Regions from separate parts of the Homo sapiens genome. Here region 1 is linked to region 2. The links are chromatin contacts, found by Hi-C or POLR2A ChIA-PET in ENCODE. All regions are on one chromosome and are shown on one strand. Each heading gives the region's core, a stretch centred on a gene start or an enhancer-like site at or near the end of the contact. The rest is flanking DNA. Distances are from core to core; before and after follow the strand shown.

The links. Hi-C counts contacts between places; a loop is a spot of excess contacts on that map. ChIA-PET counts read pairs that join two places held with the same protein, here RNA polymerase II (POLR2A). Pooled maps may share reads with other maps.
Region 1: a pooled map shows a loop between it and region 2 (13-fold over the local background). The contact joins the promoter of TMEM214 here to the promoter of GTF3C2 in region 2. A Hi-C loop is called at or near these places in 4 of 37 single-sample maps with no recorded cell type and 12 of 50 pooled maps. POLR2A ChIA-PET finds 5 or more read pairs at or near these places in 5 of 52 experiments (Caco-2, PC-9, activated T-cell and 1 more).

The regions. Positions count from the first base shown.
Region 1 is chr2:27,030,777-27,035,742 of GRCh38, reverse strand. TMEM214 (transmembrane protein 214) reads right to left here and starts at 2,778. Exons shown (of 17, transcript NM_017727.5): 1 at 2,577-2,778; 2 at 1,477-1,676; 3 at 458-608; 4 at 15-149. The coding sequence starts at 2,727. RefSeq lists an enhancer at 2,866-3,155.
Region 2 is chr2:27,355,179-27,360,927 of GRCh38, reverse strand. It overlaps GTF3C2 (general transcription factor IIIC subunit 2), which reads left to right and starts at 4,164. Exons shown (of 19, transcript NM_001035521.3): 1 at 4,164-4,189. It overlaps GTF3C2-AS2 (GTF3C2 antisense RNA 2), which reads right to left and starts at 4,163. Exons shown (of 4, transcript NR_183827.1): 1 at 4,072-4,163; 2 at 3,026-3,120; 3 at 1,468-2,043. RefSeq lists enhancers at 3,834-3,963, 3,543-4,156, 3,974-4,313, 4,364-4,643, 4,157-4,770 and 1 more.

The DNA.
Region 1 (4,966 bases), core at 1,529-4,028, 320 kb after region 2:
CGTGCCCCTTTCACCTGGTGTCTTATCCAGCTCTTGCAACATGGTGAACAGACAGTGGTCAAAAAAGAGCTCCAGAGACCCTGCTGCCTTCGCCAGCAGCCCTCGGATGATCCCACGTAGCTCCCGGCTCACCAGGCTGTAGGGATAATCTAAGGCCCATAGGCCTCAATGTGAGTGCTAGGACCAGACACCCATCAGCTCTGAGAACTGTGGTGCTCTCCCTGGGAATGGTGAGTGGAGGCAAAGGCCCCTGCACTGAGGCTGGGATCCTTCCTCTGAGGAGGCCCAGAGGGAGGATCACAGAATGAGGCCCAGAAACATTCACAGTCACGATGATTTGAGACCAGCCCAAATCACCCATGGAAATCAGGACAGTGTGGGGCACTGGGATCTGTTATACCACCCTTTTTGAATTTATTTGAACTTGTCTGAGCTTGAGGAAGCTGGAAGGACTTACCATGAGTATGCTGGCTCAGCGTGGGTTCACTTAGAGGAGCTTGTAGCTTGTAGTTGAGATAGCTGGCCAGGTCCTTCAACCATATGGATGGGTTTCCAGAGAACACACTCTGGCTCTTGTCCAGTTCCTTCTGCAGGTCTGCCACATCCAGCTGCCAGGGACAATCCCCCAACCCCCCACCATGGCGAGTTGTGAGTGAGGGAGTAAAGAAATGGGGTAGGGGTGGGAAAATGGTTGAACTAGGTGGCAGTAGGAAGAAGGGATTCCATTTTTAAGCATAAGAACATGGAATGCTGCAATTCTGCTGTACCTACATCTTTAAGAATGGAACAGGACAGCTGAAAATGCTGATCTCAGGCCCTATCCTCTCAGGCCCTCCACATGTTCAAGAGGAAAACAGAGGGCCAGGCGCGGTGGCTCACGCCTGTAATCCCAGCACTTTGGGAGGCCAAGGTGGGCGGATCACCTGAGGTCAGGAGTTCAAGACCAGCCTGGCCAACGTAGTGAAACCCCATCTCTACTAAAAATACAAAAATTAGCCAGGCGTGGTGGCAGACGCCTGTAATCCCAGCTGCTTGGGAGGCTGAGGCAGGAGACAGAGGTTGCAGTGAGCTGAGATCACACCACTGCACACCAGCCTGGGCGACAGAGGGAGACTCTAACTCAAAAAAAAAAAAAAAAAAAGAGGAAAACAGAGGACAAGACAGAAAATGAAAGATCAGTATTTCCATAGGACAGAGAATCATAACCAGTTTCTCCATCTCCTCCCTGGTGTTCCTGGGTCTTCAAGGCTTTCCTCTTACCAATCCATGTTTCCCTATAAATTTTCCATTTCCTTTCTATTCTAAGTGCAGGCATTCTGTTCCCCTGGGGTTTCCATCTTTTCCTGAACTCCTCTCAACCCTTAAAGTGTTTCAAATCCCATAGGATCTCAGCTGCCCATCCACCTCCCCCTCCTCTCATCTTCTCTAAATCTCAAGCCCCCATTCTTTCTGCGTCTCATGTCTAGGCACACTCACAGCTTTCAGTGCTTCCTCCAGGCTGCGGAAGCGGCCCTGCTTCTGGTTTTGGTTGGGAGGAGTTGCCACCTTCTTTGGCTGCTTCTTGTTCCCTGGTTTCTTAGGTTCCACAGCAGGGGGTGGGACCTGCTCCTTATTCTGCCGCTTCATGATATTCTCAAAGCCCCGCTCATAAAGGGTGCTTGTGGTCTGGATTGCAGCTGGGGTGAAGATAGGTAGAGAAAGGCAGGCCACCCTTGAGTCCCCAAGGCCTCACCTATCAGTGGTCCCTTTCCCCACACTGCCACCTAATTCATCTCCAGGGAAGAGCCTGTCTCAAAGCCCCTTCCTCTTGGACTGCTTAAGGAGCAGGGCAGGCTGTTCTCCTGGTAGCTTCTTTCATTACAGCTCTTGAGTCTATGGGCTCTTTCATAAAGATGGGGCAGTTCTTCATTAGACAAATCAGAGTATGTAGGAACAAGCAGAGAGGTTGGATATAGAGGTTTGCCTTATTCAGTGAGTGGCTACTAGTCTGGGAAGACAAGCTTTTTCCATCTTGGTCCTACCCTAACGCCTCTTGGTTCCGACATGACAACTCTATAATCAACAAGTGGCAATCTTTCTCCACTCCTCAGTGGAAGAACCAGGTGTCACTTATAATTCCTGGTGAGTGTTGAGTGTGTGGCGGTCATTTCTCCCACTGCTGGGCCTCCTGTCCCTTCCTCCATGACCTGCTGGTTACTTAAAGAGGGGGCACCGTGTATAATGATCCACAGTACCTCTTCAAAGCTCAGACACCTGCCCAGAGAGACCAGCTAGGGCCCTGGGCAGCTGGGAGAGTGTGTGCAGTGAACTGAGAGTCTGAGGACCGGAATCCTAGCCCCTCTGACACATGACCCTGGCCAAGGTATCCAACTTCACTGGGCCTCAGTTTACTCATCTGGGAGGTGAGGACCGCAACCTTCCCTGGAGCTGTCTGCCTCCCGTGAGGCTCCAAAGAGACAACGCAAGCGTGGCGCTCGGGGATGTGCCTGCGAGCTCGCGCCCAGGTTCTGGGAGCCGCTCGCTGCGACCCTGCCGGACAGGCCTGGGGTAGGCGGCGGGGCAGGGCGGGTACTCACGGGTCAGGTCGTATTTCCACACTCCGTTTGCTTCCCCGAGCGCCCTGCGGTTCCTGCCGCCTCCTCGGCCGCCGGCGCCGGCGCCGACCCCAGGCCGCCGACCCTTCTTCACTACCTCCCACCGCCCCACGCCCGCCGTCTTGGTCGCCATGGCTCGCAGCCCTCCCTCCTCGGCCACTTCCCCGGCTTTCCGGTCCGGCGCGAGCGCGCCGCACTCTGCCACGTCTCCTCGCAGGACCGCGCGCCCGGCGCCCGGCGCCCGCCGCAAGGCAGCCTGGGACTTGTAGTCCCTCTCCTGGGCCGGGCTCTCCTGAGCGAAGAGCATCGGGAAGAGGCTTCCGCGGCAGCCTGCGGCCCCCGCCCAGGCGAAGAGGCCGGGAGGAGAGGAGATTCCCTTCTGAGAACGTTCATTGAGCGTCGATGTGAAGGCCACGGCATTGAGAGACTTGGTAGAACTGTTTCTGTTTTTCTTTCCTTTATTGATCAATTGATTGATTGATTGCCAGGGCCGCGCTCTGTCGCCCAGACTGGAGTGCAGTAGCGCGATCTCAGCTCACTGTAACTTCCGCCACCCAGGTTCAAGCGACTCTCGTGCCTCAGCGTCCCGAGTAGCAGGGACTACAGGCTCCCGCTGCCAAGCCCAGCTAATTTTTGTATTTTTAGTAGAGACGGGGTTTCGCCATGTTGGCTAGGCTGGTCTCGAACTCCTGACCTAAAGTGACCCACCCCACCCCCACCCCTCAGCCTCCCAAAGTGCTGGGATTACAGGCGTGAGCCACGGCGCCCGGCCACTGTTTTTCTTTCCTTTCTCGTAGAGCTGGAAGGATGGAAGGGAAGTAGTGCTCCTCATATCTAGGGAGAGATTGAAGATTAAATGCTTCCTTCCTTCTAGGAAAGTGCTGGCTTTACTGTTGCTAGTGATTAAACCTCGGGTTTAATGGGCTATACAAATCTATTGCCAAAGAACAAGGAAGAGGATGGGGGCTTGAGGAAAGGGCAGAGTGTTGGGGAGCTGGGGTAGGAGGTGGAGAATGGAGAATAATTTTTTTTTTTTTTTTTGAGACAGGATCTTGCTTTGTCGCCCAGGCTGGAGTTCAGTGGCGCGATCACGACTCACTGCAGCCTCAACTTCTAGGGCTCAGGTGATCCCCCACCACGGATCACCTGACCCACCACCACCCCCGGCTAATCTTTGGTATTTTTTGTAGAGACTGGGTTTTGCTGTGTTGCCCAGGCTGATCTCAAACTCCTGGGCTCAGTGATCCACCCTCTTCAGCCTCCCAAAGTGCTGGGATTACAGGAGTGAGCCACCGCTCCTGGCCTCTGAGTTCTTCTCATGGGAGGCTGAGAAAAGTCTGGGGGTCTGGGACAGCCAGGGCCGGGTTTCCCCTTCCAGGCAATGAGAAAGAACAGGCTCTGCCTCCCACCATAAGAGTCAATCCCAAGTTCCAGATGTGTCAGGGAAGCGATGGAGAGCCCCAGACTTGAGGCATCTGCAGACAGGTTCCTGCTCAGACATCCACGTGGAGGGTGTTAGTATCCTGGGAGCCTTCAGAACCTTGAAGCATGCCAGCAGAGGAGAATGAGGGAAGATAAAATCAAAGTGACTTATCACAATTAAGGAAATGTGCTATTTCATGTACAACTGTGTGTGAGGATGAGATTCCTACCTGCCATACTGAGGTATTATGATAAGAACTAAGAGAGTCCAAATTCCTACAGGATGAACAGCTGAGGGAGCGATGCATTCCTTAGGAAGGAGTTTAGCTTCCCGAAGGAGACGGCAGCTGAGATAGGTTCTGAGAAATAGCATTTTCATTGGTTCCCCGGGCGCCGTGGCTCACGCCTGTAATCCCAGCACTTCGGGAGGCCGAGGTGGGTATCACCTGAGGTCAGGAGTTCGAAACCAGTCAGGCCAACATGGTGAAACCCCATCTCTACTAAATACAAAAAAGTAGCCAGGTATGATGGCGCAGGCCTATAATCTCAGCTACTTGGGAGGCTGAGGCAGGAGAATCGCTTGAACCTTGGAGGCGGAGGTTGCAGTGAGCCGAGATTGTGCCACTGCACTCCAACCTGGGCAACAAGAGCTAAACTCCGTCTCAAAAAACCCAAAACAACAACAACAACAAAAAACAAAATTGAATGTTCACTGGCTGAGGGTTAGGGTGGGTGGAGAGAAAATGCCAGTTGTGTGGATCTGTTGATGTAAAACAAAGGCCTAGAGGGTGGTAAACTGGAAGCAGTTCAATGGGACAGTGCTTGATGGGACTTTGGAGGTGATGAGGTTTGATATAGTTTGGATTTTTGTCCCTGCCCAAGTCTCATGTTGAATTGTAATCCCCAGCGCTGGCAGTTGGGCCTGGTGGGAAGTGTTTGGATCATGGTGG
Region 2 (5,749 bases), core at 2,915-5,414:
ATGACTGGTGGTTTCATGTTCAGTGATGAGTGGGTCCAGGCATTTTAAAGCTTCCTAAAAGCTCTTTAGGGATTTCATCCACTGGTGATTGTTGCCTGAATTATTTCACTGGGACATGCAAAATAGTGATTTTTTTCTATCATTCTTTGCACAATTACTAGCTGTTAATCTATAAAAAAAAAAAAAAATCCCGGGCTGGGCAATGGCTCACACCCGTAATCCCAGCACGTTGGGAGGCTTAGGTGTGCGGATCACCTGAGGTCAGGAGTTCAAGACCAGCCTCGCCAACATGGTGAAACCCCGTCTCTACTAAAAAAATACAAAAATTAGCCGGGAGTGGTGGCGGGCGCCTGTAATCCCAGCTACTCAGGAGGCTGAGGCACAAGAATTGCTTGAACCTGGGAGGCAGAGGTTGCAGTGAGCCGAGATCGCGCCACTGCACTCCAGCCTGGGCGACAGAGTGAGACTCAGTCTCAAAAAACAAACAAAACCTTCCTCTCATCAGTTATTTTGAACTAGAGTTCATACTGGAAAGACAAGATAAATGCCTTACTCTTGCCTTTTTTTTTTTTTTGCCAATTTTCAGGAATTGGTCACTACTTTCTTTTTTTCTTTCTTTTTTTTTTTTTTTTTTAGAGCTTAATGAGTTTTTTTTATTTTTTTATTTTTTTATTTTTTAATTTATTTTTTTATTGCTAATTCTTGGGTGTTTCTCACAGAGGGGGATTTGGCAGGGTCATGGGACAACAGTGGAGGGAAGGTCAGCAGATAAACAAGTGAACAAAGGTCTCTGGTTTTCCTAGGCAGAGGACCCTGCGGCCTTCCGCAGTGTTTGTGTCCCTGATTACTTGAGATTAGGGATTGGTGATGACTCTTAACGAGCATGCTGCCTTCAAGCATCTGTTTAACAAAGCACATCTTGCACCGCCCTTAATCCATTTAACCCTGAGTGGACACAGCACATGTTTCAGAGAGCACAGGGTTGGGGGTAAGGTCACAGATCAACAGGATCCCAAGGCAGAAGAATTTTTCTTAGTGCAGAACAAAATGAAAAGTCTCCCATGTCTACTTCTTTCTACAGAGACACGGCAACCATCCGATTTCTCAATCTTTTCCCCACCTTTCCCGCCTTTCTATTCCACAAAGCCGCCATTGTCATCCTGGCCCGTTCTCAATGAGCTGTTGGGCACACCTCCCAGACGGGGTGGTGGCCGGGCAGAGGGGCTCCTCACTTCCCAGTAGGGGCGGCCGGGCAGAGGCGCCCCTCACCTCCCGGACGGGGCGGCTGGCCGGGCAGGGGGCTGACCCCCCCACCTCCCTCCCGGACGGGGCGGCTGGCCGGGCGGGGGGCTGACCCCCCACCTCCCTCCCGGACGGGGTGGCTGCCGGGCGGAGATGCTCCTCACTTCCCAGATGGGGTGGCTCCTCACTTCTCAGACGGGGCGGCCGGGCAGAGACGCTCCTCACCTCCCAGACGGGGTCGCGGCCGGGCAGAGGCGCTCCTCACATCCCAGATGGGGCGGCGGGGCAGAGGCGCTCCCCACATCTCAGACGATGGGCGGCCGGGCAGAGACGCTCCTCACTTCCTAGATGTGATGGCGGCTGGGAAGAGGCACTCCTCACTTCCTAGATGGGATGGCGGCCGGGCGGAGACGCTCCTCACTTTCCAGACTGGGCAGCCAGGCAGAGGGGCTCCTCACATCCCAGACGATGGGCGGCCAGGCAGAGACACTCCTCACTTCCCAGACGGGGTGGCGGCTGGGCAGAGGCTGCAATCTCGGCACTTTGGGAGGCCAAGGCAGGCGGCTGGGAGGTGTAGGTTGTAGCGAGCCGAGATCACGCCACTGCACTCCAGCCTGGGCACCATTGAGCACTGAGTGAACGAGACTCCGTCTGCAATCCCGGCACCTCGGGAGGCCGAGGCTGGCGGATCACTCGCGGTTAGGGGCTGGAGACCGGCCCGGCCAACACAGCGAAACCCCGTCTCCACCAAAACCAGTCAGGCGTGGCAGCGCGTGCCTGCAATCGCAGGCACTCGGCAGGCTGAGGCAGGAGAATCAGGCAGGGAGGTTGCAGTGAGCCGAGATGGCAGCAGTACAGTCCAGCTTCGGCTCCACATGAGAGGGAGACCATGGAAAGAGAGGGAGACCGTGGGTAGAGGTAGAGGTAGAGAGGTAGAGAGGTAGAGAGGTGGAGGTAGAGGTAGAGCAGTTTAATGGTCACTACTTTCAATGGTGTAGGATGAGTAGCTGATATTTTGGCTTTTACTTTTTTTAAAAGATCATTATCAATACATGGATTTCTATATTTTGAACATACTACTTAATCATCAAAATTAAGCAGAGGATCAACAGGGTTGCTTTATGCTTTAGAAAGATAACCGGGCCAGGCATGGCAACTCACACCTGTAATCCCAGCACTTTGGGAGGCATAGGCAGGAGGATCGCTTGCGCTCAGTAGTGTGAGACCTGCCTGGGCAATATAGCAAGACCTCATCTCTATTAAACAACAACAACAAAAAAACCTGGAAGTGGTGGTATACACCTGCCACACACCCCAACTATTCAGGAGGCTGAGGTGGCAGGTTGAGGCTGCAGTGAGCCGTGATTGCACCACTGTCCTCCAGCCTGGGTGACAGAGCAAGACCCTGTCTCAAAACAAACAAACAAACAAACAAACACCTAGTAGAAATTAGAGGCAGAGAAGTAGATCAGTGAAAAGATTGGTTATAAATCAAAATTACAAATGCACCTAAAACTTTGGTTCACAATTCCACTTCTAGAAATTATCCTACCCATATAGTTACACATTTGAAGTAATTTAGATGCAAGGTTACTTATAGCAGTGTGATTTATAATAGCAAGGGACCATTGTTTATAACAGCAAAACCATGTAAATATGCATCAATATCAACAAGGCACTAGTTATACCACATCCACCCAATTAAATGCTAACTAGTTATAGCACAGAATGAGAAAGGTTTTTGTGTACAGAAATGGAATAATGGCCAAACTCAGTGACTTACACCTGTGATCGCAGCACTATGGGAGGCTGAGGCAAGAGGATCACTTCAGGTCAGGTGTTCAAGACCAGCCTGGTCAACATAACGAGACCCCATCTCTAGAAAAAATTAAAAAATTAGGCCGGGCGCGGTGGCTCATGCCTGTAATCCCAGCACTTTGGGAGGCTGAGGCAGGCGTATCACAAGGTCAGGAGTTCGAGACCAGCCTGGCCAACATAGTGAAACCCCTTCTCTACTAAAAAGACAAAAATTATCCGGGCTTGGTGGCGGGCGCCTGTAATCTCAGCTACTCGGGAGGCTGAGGCAGGACAATTGCTTGAACCCGGGAGGCGGAGTTTGCAGTGAGCCGAGATCGCGCCACTGCACTCCAGCCTGGGGACAGAGCAAGACTCCATCTCAGGAAAAAATAAAAATAAAAATAAAAACGGGGTCTCACTATGTTGCCCAGGCTGGTATCGAATTCCTGGGCTCAAGTGATCCTCCCCCGCCTTGGCCTCCCAAAGTGCTGGGATTACAGACAGGAGCTACCATACCCAGCCAAAGTCATGCTTTTCTACTCCTACTCCTTCCCTTCCTTGTCCTCTTTCCAAGCTCTCTCGGGCCCATCCCTGACTTCACTACTGGCAGAATCCTCCAGCGGCCGGCGGCGAGGACTTCTTTGTCTCCCAGACTCCGCCTTGGGCTCGGACGCCGCCAGGGTTGCAGGTACAGACTCTCTGGTCTAGCTGGCTCTTCCGGCCACAGGCGCGGCAGTCCGGCCGGAAAGGCCGGATTCAGGGATCCAGAGCGCGAGCCCGGCCTGGGAGTCCGCCTACTCCCGGCTCCCGTCGAGGCCGCGTGGGATCCCGTTGGCCGCGCAGGCGTCGATCTCCCCTTTTTGACACTGCAACTCCCATGAGGCCCTGCAGCGTCCCTGGCGCCGCTGAAGACGCCCTGGAACTCGGCTGGCTTCGGAGGGCTCGGTGACTCTGGCCGCGCTGCATTATGGAATACAGAGTCTAAGAGAAAACTAGCCCGGCACCGACTCCGGACCAAGCACACGTGTTTACCTTGTGCACTGGGGTGGGGGCGTCAGTGAAGAGCAGCTAACAAGATTTCGTCATAAGACCGCGACCAGACAGGCGGCGCCATCTTCGAACTTAGACTTCCGGAAGGACTTTGGCGAGGGTGAGTGTATCGCCGCAGCGGGTGTGTGGGGGGCCCCACAATTACTCCTCCCCCTTCTTTTGCCATAGCACTAAGATATTGGGAACAAACTCCTGGCTCCGCTCTTCTCCCAGCCACAGCAGCGCGCCTTTCAGCGTCTGCGCTCCTACAGAGCACCATCATGCTCCGCACCTTCCCTACTGTGGCCACCGTGCACCCCCCATCTCTGCAAGCCTCGGGTCTTGCCCTCCTCCCCCACGCGGTGTCGGTAACGCGGAAGCCTGTGTCCGGGCGTAGGCGCTGCATACGTAGCGTCCCTCGAACTCGGCGAACCTACAGTAGTCCTTGTTAGAAAAACCAGGGCTCCTCTCCCGCACAGGCTAGGGGAGAAATCTACCTTCACGCCCAGGACTGAAGAAGGGCAGGTGATGGCCCCTAGAGTGGTTGTGGGTCAATCTCTTTCAGCTGTGTCCCAGCCTCTTCCTCGAGGAGGCTCTTTAACCCCGAGGGTTGTGCCCCGCGCGCTGCAACGCCATTGGCGTAACCAAGGGCCAGTTGTGTTTCCCTGTCTAGTCCTTTTGTCCCGTGGCAAGTTGGCTGCCTGTTGGGGAAGTCAGAGGTGGCGACTTCAACTCCGTCGGAGGCAACTCACTTTGTTGGAGGGATGTATAGGGTATGGACAAACCTCTTTGTTCCAGAGGCATATACAATTTTAAGTCAATCCCGTGCCATCACTATTTTTGCAATCTCTTATCAATTGTACTATTGTTTTCTGAATAGTTCTCTTTAAATTGACTTACTTAAAAAGTTTAAATGCATTAGTCTCGACCTAAGCAATATAAATGAAACCGTGGGTTTCATGGGCTACTTATAATTGTTTATGTAAGTTGAAATAAAAGCACTAGTCATTAAAATGTTCGTTTTCGTACCATTAAAATCATCTTGCATACCGCCAGTTGTACCCTAGGAACACTTTAGGAAACAATATATTAAGCTAAGCAGTGTATTCAAAGTAATTTCATACTTAAGGTGCAGTGTTGTGTCATTATTTTTTCTTGGCTGGGGAGGTCAAGCTGGCATCCTGGAGCAGCATGGGAACCAGACAGATTGGGGTGCAATGGAAGGTTTTAGAAACTCAGTACGAATTTACTGATCATCTATTCCTTTACTGTGTATCCAGAATTTGTACCATTACATCCTGCTGCTGCCTTCCATGAGAAGTGTATTTTTTTTTTTTTTGATACGGAGTTTTGTTCTTGTTGCCCAGGCTGGAGTGCAGTGGCGTGATCTCGGCTCACTGCAACCTCCGCCTCCCGGGTTCAAGCGATTCTCCTGCCTCAGCCTCCTGAGTAGCTGGAATTACAGGCGCGTGCCACCATGCCCGGCTACTTTTGTATTTTTAGTAGAGACGGGGTTTTACCATGTTGGTCAGGCTGGTCTCGAACTTGTGACCTCGTTATCCGCCCACCTCGGCCTCCTAAAGTGCTGGGATTACAGGCGTGAGCCACCGTGCCCGGCCAGGCAAATTATATGTACAGGCAATTCATAAAAGTCATATGGATGTCCAATATATAGAAAGAA